Regions from separate parts of the Homo sapiens genome. Here region 2 is linked to region 1. A link is a loop called in an ENCODE intact Hi-C map of the cell type or tissue named here. Cell type or tissue: HCT116. All regions are shown on one strand. Each heading gives the region's core, and the rest is flanking DNA. Links, peaks and the distances in the headings are about the cores only.

The links. A loop is a pair of places that touch in the nucleus more often than their neighbours do. Peaks named below come from ENCODE experiments on the same cell type or tissue, not always from the same donor. Only the 100,000 strongest peaks of a DNase experiment are listed, where the experiment ranks them.
Region 2: it touches region 1 in a loop (2.2-fold over the local background); 5 of 110 quality-filtered maps call a loop at or near these places.

Annotation. Positions count from the first base shown.
Region 1 is chr3:99,125,565-99,131,836 of GRCh38, reverse strand. No RefSeq gene overlaps it. Among named protein-coding and RNA genes, the nearest start is that of LINC00973, 210 kb to the right of the region's middle. In HCT116, for the core only: no CTCF peak of the experiment used is centred there; a DNase peak (open chromatin) is centred at 2,476; H3K4me3 peaks cover 459 bases.
Region 2 is chr3:99,786,396-99,792,667 of GRCh38, reverse strand. COL8A1 (collagen type VIII alpha 1 chain) reads right to left here. Exons shown (of 4, transcript NM_020351.4): 3 at 1,658-1,988. The coding sequence starts at 1,985. Among named protein-coding and RNA genes, the nearest start is that of CMSS1, 28 kb to the left of the region's middle. In HCT116, for the core only: a CTCF peak has its summit at 3,122; a DNase peak (open chromatin) is centred at 3,107; H3K27me3 peaks cover 42 bases.

The DNA.
Region 1 (6,272 bases), core at 855-4,854:
GCCCTTGTGGGCCAGAGCCTAACAGGAAGTAAGTGGTTAATAAATATATTATCATCATTATTATTATCATTCAAATGGTGTTAAAGTCCAGCAGTTCTTCCTGAAATGTGAAAAACTCCGGAGATGTTTTCTCCTTGGCTATTAGTTTATGGTCACAAATAATGTGTTTAGATTTTTCTGTATCTGTTCATAAAGTTAGGCAAAAACATATCATGGGATTATTATGTGATTAAAATAAGATAGTCTATGTACAGTGCCTAGCAAAGTACCTTGTGCTTGATAAATCTTAGGCCCCACCCTTTCTCCCTCACAAAGAATAGGTTCTAGATATTTCTGTGAACAGGCAAAGATAGGAATATTTTCCCCAAATAAAGTGCTTAAAACAGGTACGGTGGACATTAGAGACAAGTCAAAGAGAAAAATTATAGTAACTTTTGACAAGTTGGATACTGGAGATGAAGGGAGAGAAGACTTAAGAAGGCTAAGGTTTTCTGAGACCAGAATAAAAGAACAAGTCACAGAAATGAGGAGCTGGCTAAAATGGTTAGTTACCTTGTTGAAGACGAAAGTGAAGAGGATGGTTTGAAGTGAAATATAGAGAGATAATTTTTAAAATTTAACATCTCGTAATTCTGTAAGCATGTCAGATAGAGCTACCAGCTAAGAAGTTAAATAGACTCCAAAATTCTGTCATGATTAGCAAGAGAGATCAGAGATGTTCCCTAAATCGACAAAGTCTGTGACAGAAGTTTAATTATAAATTACGTATCTGTTCTGAAGGGCAGGTAATACAAAAGAATTAAGGGTAGCAGACCCACCAAGAGCAAAAGGACCCAGAAAGAGACAGCAGAATAACAGCAAACTCATTGGTTCTGCATAATTTAGCCAAGAGTCTTCCATAGAAATGTGTTATTAAAGCAACTGAGCTCTGAAACTTTGATCAACTGAGCTCTGAAACCAATTTCATTAATGGGATTCTCCCCACACTAAGAATATTGGAAGCCATATACAATAGGTTGAATTGCATTCCCCTAAAATGTGACCCTATTTGGAAGTAGAATTGTTGTAGATATTAATTAGTTAAGGTAAAATGCAGTCATACTGGACTAGGGTAGCCCCTCATCCAGTATGACTGGTTTCCTTATAAAAAGGGGAAAGTAGGACACAGATAAGCAAATGTGGAAGACACCATGTGAAGATGACATCAGAAACTGAAGTGACACTTCTACAAATCAAGGAACGACAGATTGTTAACAAACCACCAAATGCTAGGAAAGAGGCATGAAACAGATTCTCTGTCACAGCCCTCAGAAGGAACTGACCCTGCTGACACCTTGGTCTCAAACTTCTATCCTCTAGAACATTGAGACAACACAGTTCTGTTGTCTAAGCCACCCAATTTGGTTATTGCAGCACCAGCAAACTAATACACATTACATTTCTCTGGCAATATCCCACTGTTGACTATCATTGCTACACGTTACAGAGAACTTTATGTCTTTTCTTAAAAAGAAGAATTCTTTGATGCAACAAGAAGAATTCAAAGAATACTTAAGAATAGATTTTGGGGGGTTTAAGGGAGGCCTATTAAAGCTGAGAAGCAAGTGATGCTGATATGGATCTGCATCGCCACCAAATCTCACATCAAATTGTAATCTCTAATGTTGAAGGTGGGGTCTAGTGGGTGGCTGGACCATGGGGACAGTTTCTCCTGAATGGTTTAACATCATCCCCCTTGGTGCTGTCATCAAAATAGTGAGTTCTCATGAGATCTGGTTGTTTAAGGTGTGTGGCACCTTACCCCTCTCTCTTTCTCCTGCTCTATTATGTGAAGTGCTGGCTTCCCTTTTGCCTTCTGCCATTATGGTAAGTTTCCTGAGGCCTCTCTGGAAGCTGAGCAGAAGCCACTATGCCTCCTATACAGCCTGCAGAATTGTGAGCCAATTAAACCTCCTTTATTTATAAATTACCCAGTCTCAGGTATTTCTTTATTTCAGTGTGAGAACAGACTCATACAGATACACAAATGAATTGCCTATGTCCAGTGAATATGACGTAAAAGAATAGGAGGAATACAAAGATGTCAGGCTTATTAATTTCACACAAGTAAAAGAACATTGTCAGCTTGTTGTATGTCACAATAAAAACTAATGCATATAGTTAAATTTGCAGAGTACACACGTAGAGAATCGGAGTTGACTATTTTGTTTTATTGTAGAGTCCAAATATTTTACGTATTCTAAAGAGCCCATAAAAATAACAGAACAGTAAATGACTTTAGACAGCATCTCATCTTGTAAACGTGGAACTGAGAGCAAGGAAGAGTAAGTGGCAGTCACAGCACTAGCCAAAGTCAGAGGCCTTGTGTCATACAGACTGAGAAGAGGTTGAAGCCCTTGGATTGAGTCAGAATCTCTGTCCCTAGACCTTGCTCGGTGTCCTTAGGTTGCTTGTTCAAAGCATGGTCCCTGAAGCCAATCATGCCAAGAATGTTTATGAAGCTAGCTATTCCCACAGAAACTCTGATTTGGCCTCATAAGCTACTGAGTCATTATGACTCAAGAATTTAGCTAGTTTGTGCCATTCTTTTTGGTTCCTGACCTAATTATGGAAATGCCGAGCTTGAGCTGTGAGAGCTTCTTGTGCTAATAAAAATAGATTCACAGACATGGTGAATTCACAGACATTGGGAAGGAGCAAAATCTGGGAAGTCATCTCATTATTCATTGTATTTGCCCCCTTCCCACTTTCCTCTTATCATCCCCTGAAGATCAAAAAGTGCAGATTGAAAATATCTTAGAAAGAGTCAGACTCCTTTGATTTACAAAAAGGAGACTGAGACTCACAGTAATTGTGCCTTGCCTATGGTTACACAATGAGTTTATAGAAAAACTGGGCTAGACCAAGTTTCCCAGATTCCAAGTTCAGCTTTCTTGAAATAACACTACTCTGCCATCCCAGGGGAGACTTTTTTCCATATATACTGTGTGTGCATATGTGTGTGTGTGTGTGTGCGCGTGTGTATTCAACATTAAGTGAAACAAGCATTCCTGCCTTGCTATTGATTGAATTGATATTGTTAACTCTTACATGTGAAGTATAGATGATAAACAATGGACAAGTCATGCTACAAGTTTGTCCAACCCCTGACCCCTTTATGCATTTTATTATTATAGCCCTAGTATACAGAGGAAATTGATTCTTTTCCAATCACTTTCATTCAAGGATATTATATTTCTGTATAAAAGCTTTGGTGGACTGATAGTTTCCATGAAAACATACAAATGAATATAATAGATAGACCTGTGCCAAACACACATTTATGGCGTGTTCTCAAAGTACTCTAAAAGTAAAGTAATTCTTTTGGGACTAGCCAAAGCATATTTTTAAATACTCTGTGCCAAGATCTCTGCAATTCAGCTACTAACTGACAATAGTTGGCAGTCTTGAGTTCATTCAATCCATGTGTACAAGAGCCTCACTTTCAATATAATGGCTGGCTCAATCCTATGGTTGTAGTACTAGCGAGAATTACTCTGAAGTTAATAGGTCATAGTCTTCTTAGCATGGAGTGAAATACAAACAATCAACAGAGTTTACTGAACTCTTAAATGGCTAATTTGGGCCGGGCACACTGGCTCATGCTTGTAATCCCAGTACTTTGGGAGGCCAAGGCAGGTAGATCACTTGAGGCCAGGAGTCTGAGACCAGCCTGGCCAATATGGTAGAACCCCATCTCTACTAAAAATACAAAAATGAGCCATGTGTGGTGGTGCGTACCTGTAATGCCAGCTACTCAGGAGGTTGAGGCAGGAGAATCACTTGAACCTGGGAGTTGGAGGTTGCAGTCAGCTGAGATCACACCACTGCATTCCAGCCTGGGTGACAGAGAAAGATTCTGTCTCAGATAATAATAATAAATAAATAATAAAATTAAATGGCTTCAAATTTATTTTTCAGATGACTTGTCTAAATTACTCAACGTGTAGATCATAAACTTTGAGTCATAAGGCGCAGTCCTATAGTTTTATTAACTCCTTTTATTCTAATTGTTGTTCTGTCACAAGTCTGCACTTCAATTAGCTTGTAAAGGATTAATTGATAACCTCACAAAGTGCAGACATCAAAAGAAAAAAAGAAAACCAAATTCTGCATGGCAGTTTAGGCCATAACATAATCAAGCTAAAAGTCCTACTATTTATAAAATCTGATCCTAGTTTAAATGAAACCAATACATTCTCATTAATAATAAGTTTTTTTCTTAGCATCTTCTTTTTTCCAATATGCCTATCAAGAAAAACATTAATTTCAGTTGGTACATGGGATTTGCTGTTCATGGTCAGACCTATTTCTGTTCTTCATTTTTAGATTTCTCCATCTACTTTCAGATGCCTGAAAATTTTAGAGAAACAAAACTTTTCATTTTATAAGCAGAGACTAAGAAGGAAAAATACACATGAACATGCTAGGCAATTCCATAAGTGTTAAATGTATGAACGGTACCTCTAAAGGAAATAATTTCCACACAAATAGTTGCAACTTATTTGCTAAAACCATTCCATTTTACTGAATTTGAATTCAAATGGAACTATCTGAATATTCCTCACTAAAAATCTGAGTACACATATTGTCTTGTCACTATGTTTTTAGGGATACTTTTCAGGGATGGTGATTGGAAGCTTAACGCTTGACATAGAGTACAAAGGTGTGAAACCCTCCATTCACACAGGGAAGGATCCTGCTATCGCAGGAACAGAACATGTGGAAATCTGGTTCCAAATTCCACCTGACAACCAGCATAACAGCAATAGAGCTACAGTTTCCAGAAAGAATCATTTCTATTTCCAATATTAACAATTTTTGAGCTGAATTCTTCTCTACCACATTTAAATAAGACAGTTCCTCAATAAAGGGGCAGCAGTTAACCTAGAAGAAAGAATATATTTGAAAAATATTCTGGCCTTTAAAATGTCTAATAAAAAATATTTCTTTCCCTCTAAAACATCAAATAACAATACTCAAAATTATTCATGGTATTTCTGTATGTCTGATTTCACTACACACATTTTTTTTAACTAATTGTGTCTTGCCTAAAATTCTAGAAGCCAGACCCTGTCTAGAATGGACAATTCCAATCTCAGCAGGATTCTCTTTCCTGAGAGGGAAAAAATATTCCTTGTCATTCTTGTCTCAGATTGGAGGAAAGTGGCCAGGAATTTTCATAGGTAGACTTCTTTGGTCAAGTTGCTAAATTTCTGGAATCAAAATAGGCCTTCACTGGGATGGGTTGTGAAAGTGATGTTTGTTCAGTTCTTACATTTGGGGGTAAGTAGATGCCCTGAGTAGAAAATGTGAATGTCTGTCCAAGAGATGTGGGAGTGCCTGTTACCACTTCCTTTCCACAGCATTTCTCTCACTGGCTTGCTGCATCTGGAATTTCTCGGCTTCTTTATGAAAATGTTGATGTTTATTCAGACTTTCTGAAACTTCACAATGATAGTCAGATGTCTGTGGCCACCTAGGTCACTGAATGGGAGGCTGGCAGCTCTGGAGACCACTGAGGCTGGCACCTGCAACACATCTCCAGAGATGTAAAAGCAGACTGGTCAAAGTCAAGTCCAGAGAGATGATGTGTGAATGTTTAGTCTGAGGCATTTTTTATCCGAGTCTCTTTTTTTTGACAACTTAAACTCACCCTTCTAAGTTCGTTGGTCTGACTTAGTTCTTACAAAATGAAGTATAAACTATTTTTCTTTCTTGGCCTGGCAAAAAAAGTAAGACTCTTTTCCGATATGAATATGAAGGGAAGTTGTGAGAAACTTAGGACAGCTGAAATTAGTGAAGTGATTGTACCTTTTAGGAAGACAAACAATTCATTCAAAATGCACTGCAAGTTATAGAACTGCAATTAAATATGCATCACATTTACACATTTTATTCTAATATCCCAGGGCACTCCAATCCCAACCTTCTCACCATGATTCCTGAACAAAGGGGACAACTGTGTGGTAAAGGATAAATGGAGAAAGAAACACTTACAATTGGTCTGAGGATTGCTATGGTTTATCCCACTGTACCTGGATGAGTTTCTCATTAAACTGCAGTTTATTTTGTTGCAGAATTAGGTAAGGTGAAAATGAAGCTGAAAATCAATCAAGTATTTTTTTCACACCTGTGCTTCTACAACTACAGTAGAGTTGAAGAATATAGAGATGTAGGCATTTCAACATAATGATTCAGGATGACCCTCTGTGAGCACAGGAACAGCCACA
Region 2 (6,272 bases), core at 711-4,710, 660 kb before region 1:
GTGAGATTGTGACTGGGTCCCTTAAGCTGTCAGCATCTCTGCTTGCCTATCTGTACAGCAAGAATAAGAATAATACAGCCACACTACAAGATTAGAGAATAGATGTGAAAGGTGTCACCGTTTCTCAAATTGTTATTGAAATACACAGCACGTGCTGTTATAATGAACATGCTGTGCCTTTCAGATGAACACAACTCTGGATCTCCCATGCTGCTGGGACTAATGGATAACATGGAGAAATGAAATATATGGTCCCAATATCTTCTTGGCATAATACTTATGTCACTAGTAGCACCTTAATCCTGACCATTGTACTTTTTGCTGAGCTACTGTCAGAGAATAAAATACAAACAGAGAACTCATTTCGAGATATGAGGATCCATCAGAGTAAGTACAAGAAGTGCCAAAGGCAAGGCAAGCCATTCAATAAAGGAAGGAAAAGAAATGTCTGAGATAATCTTCTAAGTATAATACTAGCTCCTAAAGAGAAGAAAGTCAGGAATACTTTCTTTACATGAATAGATATGATTATAGTACTATTCAGGCATGCTATTTCTAACCAGCGAATTGTGTAGTTACTGTATTGAGGAGTTATCTGGGGAAGAGTAGGAGAGATGAATCAGGAATCCCTGGTGTCTAGCACAGAGCCTGGAACACACTCTGTTCTTACTGAGGATTTGTTGAATGAGCAGTTGTAGCAACTCCAATTTCCTATGGTGCTTTAGCATTTACTCAGCACTTTACTTACTATGTATGTCACTGATTCTCTCAACAATCTTATTTTACAAATGAAGAAAAATAGGCTCTGAAAGGTCAAATGACTAGGTCTCTCTCATTTCTGGCATCCAGGCATCTAGGCCTCTAAGTTCCAAATCCAGTAGTTCTCCAGAGGTGGAGCTTCCTGCCATTGTAGGGACTAGTGGGACTGGCTCCACTTCCTCAAAGGTAATTGCTGCTCTGATGCAGCAAGTACTAGGTTTCTGAGAACTCCAGACAAACCAAATGAATTTATCGTCAAGTGTCTGTCACACTGAGGGGCATTTTGTTGGTGCTAAATAAATACGCCAAGAAAGCAACAGGAGAGATTTTCAGGTGTCATCCCTAGATGCAGTCTATACTCTTAGTTTCCTTCTGTTGATCTATTGATTGACATATGTAATTAGAGTAGTATTAAGAACACTTGCACCTGTCTAATACTTAGTTCGCAAAATGCTTTCCTGTGACTTTTCTTTTAACACAGCAGGTCCTTACAACATTGCTCTCTTAGTTCAGAAGACTGACTTGTCACCTTTCTTTTTTTTCACTGCTTTAGCTCCCAGCATCTGGCCCAGAGCCTGACACAAATAGGTGCTCACTATAGATAGTTGCTGAATGTTTGAATAAATAAACAATAAGGGGATAGACTATTTGTGATTTAATATATTTTATTTCATCTGATGCTAGTTAAAATAATAAAGCAAAACATAAATGGTAGTCTTATCTGTGTCTTTAAGGCTTGAAGTTTTCAAGAATATGGTTAGAACACAGTAGGCATTTTAAAAATGCCAGTAACAAATTCTAAAACTAAAGCTTCTAAAATTTATCTTCCCCCTCTGATCCCATAATTTAGAGATTTGGAAAGCTGTTGTTTTATAACAGCCTGGGAGTATGATGTTACCTTTGCCTTTCTTGGGTACGGCTTCCTTGCCCATTCTTGGCGCCGGTTGAATTTCCTTCATATATTGGGGTAGGTGTGGATACTCTTTGCCATACTGCAAGTGGGGCATCTCCTTGCCCATGGCAAGGCCATCTTTGGCCAAAGGCATGTGAGGTACTTGCTGACCCAGGGGCTGGTATTGTGGAATTTGTGGTGGCATCTGAGGAGGAATTTGAGGTGGCAGCGGCTTGATCCCATAGTAGGCACCAGCCTGAATGAGCCTGATGGAACTCAGGGAAATGGTAAGCAGCACTCCCAGCAGCTGCAGAGGGCCAGGCAGCACAGCCATCACCTGTGGGAGGAACCAATGCACCAACTTGGTGAAACTCTGCAAGGCCAAGTGACTTGAGTTTATTTAGAGATAGAATGGGGAAAAAAAAGGGAAACAGTCTTTAACATCAGAACTTCATGATAGAAGTCAAATGAAAAGGAAAATGCTACTTTCTATAGAAAACAAACAAACAAAAAATAGAGAATAGTGGAATCTGTCAAATAAAGGCAATTGGTAGGAACATAGACTATGGGAGAGACTACTGGTTGTCCCCCATATCGATTCTGCCTTTCTTGCCCTGTTTTCCCGTCTTCACCTGGGAATAGAGCAGCCCAGAATGAAGACATTTCAGCCAGGCAGGGCCATTTCAGCCATTCTTGCCAATTGTGTATAGTTGTCATGGGTGTACCTTCCAGGAAGAATCCTAAAAAGGAGTGGATATGTCTTCCCCTTCCTCCTTCCTTCTGGCTGGATTGCTGATATGTTACTGGAAACAGACCACACATCTTGGACCATGAGGCGAATGCAGTGCACAGAGAATGATAAAACGAGCTAGAATAAACCTCAGTCCTGGTTAGGCTTTGTTAATAAGTGCCAAAATTATATTCTAAATGGAAACAGTTGATAATTTATAGGCTTTATGCTACAGTAGAGATTTTTCATCTGCCAGATGAGGGCTGCTTTGATGTAGTCACAAATAAATGTAAATGTAAAGAGCAAACAGGAACAAAGCCTGCAGAAGTCTTCTGAGTTGAAGAGAAAATGCTTCTTCATGTAATAGTATGAAATATTTTAAAAATCACTATCATAATTATGCACCTTTATTTCTTGTATTAAAATACTATGAATTCATTAGTTTAGAAATTGGTTAATTGGACCATTAAAGTCTATCTTTGTCCTTTTGTGAAAGAAAGTTTACAAAGCAAGAGTTGTATGAATAAGAGGGAGATGTTTAACTATTAATAAGAATACGCTGCTTCTAAGCCCATTAATAGCACTCTTTACAAATTAGCAGTAAACAGAATTAATATAAATGGGGCTTATCTGTTTATAAAAACCAGCTTGAAAAGACCTCTGTTTGGAAACGCCCTAGGCTTAAAACCAGACAGCCCAGAGAAGTGCATTGTTGGCAAATGCACACTAGAGGGCAAGTGTGATACACACTTAGGTCTGTTCAATATTCTGCCTGCCCACTCCCTGCCCTCTGTAGTTCTAATGCTGGGCATACACGAACTCCATGCTCACAATGTATAAAGGGACTTAATGAAAATTTGAATCTTAAGGGACATGTCATCATAATGCTGGAGAGAGAGAGAGAGAAGTGGCAAATTTCTCACAATTTTTAATGTAAGTATCTTCTGGAAAACTTTGAAGAAACTTCTGTCTGTAAATAATTCAATTTCCATCTTCTTGAGAGTTGTTTTCTTTGCTTTTGCCTTACTTAATTCTGGATCATAGTTTTCTACTTCTTAGAAAATGTGCGTTGATTTTGCAATATCCTATTCCAGGGTAATGCCAAGAGTGTATACAGGCTACAAAAGGATTGGTTAATAAAACACCTAATAAAATATTTAAAATGAATCCCTATCACAAAATTCAAGCTTTACAATCTTTCTAAATACACTAACAAATCATTTTTTCCCTGGAAAAAATGAAGAAACAGTTGCTAGGCCCATTTTGGATTACTAAGATGAATATAATATGGCTGGTGGGCCTTACCATCAAGGAGTTTGTACTCTTAGTGGGGGTGACAGATGTGTAAACTGTTATTGAGTAGCAAAGGATATCTAGTAAAAAGTAAATTTTCCTCCTACTTCTGTTCTCCAGTATCTAAAATCCCTTATGTTTGAAGCAACAATTTTTCCTCATATTTTTCAGATAGTCTGTGGATATGCACATATCATATACATCCCTTTCAAACATAAATTGCAGTATACTATACACACTTCTATTTTTTGCTTTTTTCACTCAAAGATCAGTACTTATTCCTTGTCTAGTTATGTGCATCTAAACAAATTTCTTTAAGTTCTTCATTTATTAAAATATGACTTGGATGTTCCCTTAAGTCTTTTCTAGCTCTAACATTCAATGTCTGTAAGACAGTTACTAGAGATCTGAAAGTGTTAATCCATACCAGAAATGTGTGGTAATATCTGGTAATGTATAAGCTGGTACTTAATTCTACTTTTGGGGATGAATGAATTTAATTATGGAACCCCAGACTTGTGGTGAAGTCTTTAATAATAAGCTAGCATGTTTGGCCCTTCAGCCTTCCATCAATTCAGTGGATATGTTGGATTATACTTCATAATCTTTAAACCAGGACAATCTAATGAAATACTGGAAAACTGGAAGGAGATGAAATGCCTGGAAGAATACCAGTTGAATTATTTCCTCTCATAGGCTCAGCATATCTGTCCTGTAAACCAGCTCTTTAGGTCTGCCTTCTGCCATTTCTCTGGCTCTTTATCTAAATAAACTTTGTTCAGTTTTAACGTGAATATTTATATAAGGGCCCTGGTTAGAATTTACTGCTTTACTTATTCCTACTAATTTTTCTCCTGTCCCTGAGGATATTTTTGGTGGTCAAAGTGGTATGGGGGTTCTCCCAAATCACTCAAAAGAACATCAAATTTGGGTAACTTTATACAAACACCTGGCAAGAAAGAAGGAGCCTTGGAATTTTTGCTGGGAAGAAATTGTGATAGTGGGTTTTCATGCCTCTCTTTCTGAGAATGTGGGACACAATAATATTGTGAGTTCTCCTTAATATTTTCTTTGATTTCTATTTGTTTGACAGCTGGTGTGTGTGTGTGTGGGTGTGGGTGTGTGTGTGTGTGTGTATTTGTGTTCTTGAACATAAGCATATCTAATGTGTGTGAACATTGAATCTTTGCCAGCCAGGCTGGCTTAGTGATGGGTGTCATGTCATATGACAAAAGCACTGTCAAAGAAGTCAAAAGACTTTTATTTAAGTTTTGGCTCTGCCATTCTTCATGCCTATGACCTTGGACAAGTCCTTTATCTTCACTAAGCCTCAGTTTTCTTACCTGTAAAATAGCAATTATAATCTCTGCCCATCCCTCAGAGCTGTTCAGGGGTACAAATGATAATATGAATTCTTCATAAGCCAAAAAGGACTATTCAGATTTAAGTTATTATTAATGGAGTGTGACCAGAAAGACAAATCAAAACCAACTAAAATGTCAAAGATTTTCAAAGAAAGATACTAGCAAAGTAAATGTGAGGTTAACTGCAATAATGATAACCTAACATGAATAAAACAGTAATGGCCATTAAAATGCACTTGTTAAAAATGATTTAGAAAAAGAACAGCTGAACCAAGGCAGTCATTCATTCATGTGTCAAGAATAACCAATCCTAGATACTTTGAACAGCCCTAAATGGCTTCCTATATTTGAGCAGGGCTGCAGAGAATTTCAGATTCCTCATATGACCTGTAATGTACATAACAGAGTAATGTGATACATATATTAACAGAATAATGTGATAGATATTTTAAATGCTCATCAGCATTCTATTTGTACGTTTATCCTCATTGGCTTACTATACAGAAGAATGTTTAAATATTTAATCTGTTGGTCCTTGCCTTGAATCCAACTTTCCCTTTCACATAGGCTAACACAGCATGTCTTTGTGTATGTATGTGTGTCTCTGTTGTGTGTGGTGTGTATAAGCCTCTCTAATCAGTTCCTGGGCTGGTCCTCTGTGCCTCCTACTTGTACAAGATTTGTAGTCTCTCAAGACCCTCAGATTTGCCACCCTAAAGCAAGGGAAAGTCAGGCAGAATCCTCTTCCAGTGTTCACCAGAATTGCCTTCCTGGTTTTTCCATGCCTCTCAAAGAAAATTCTCTCTTGATTGCATTTCTCAGGGCAATTCATTCATTAGATATACCTATTGAACACCTATTGAACACTCAGAACAGGAAATGTTCTGAGTATTGGAGATACAGTGGTGAATTAGAGAGTGGAGGTATTATCTTATTGAACTCACAGTCTAGTGTGGAGAGACAGGTGATAAATGTTAAAAATACATTTTATAATTTGAGATTTGAGTGCTTTGAAAAAGCAATGCAGGTGTCTTAGTCATTAGGGCTGCTGTAGCAAAATACCATAGGTTGAGTGGTTTATAAAGAACAGCAATTTCTCAGTGTTCATGAGGCTGGGAAGTTCAAGATCAAGGTGCCAGCAGATTGGTTGTCTAGTGAAGACCCACTTTCTGGTTCATAGATGACACCATTTTGCTGTATCCTTACATGATAAAAGGGGCAAGGGAGCTCTCTG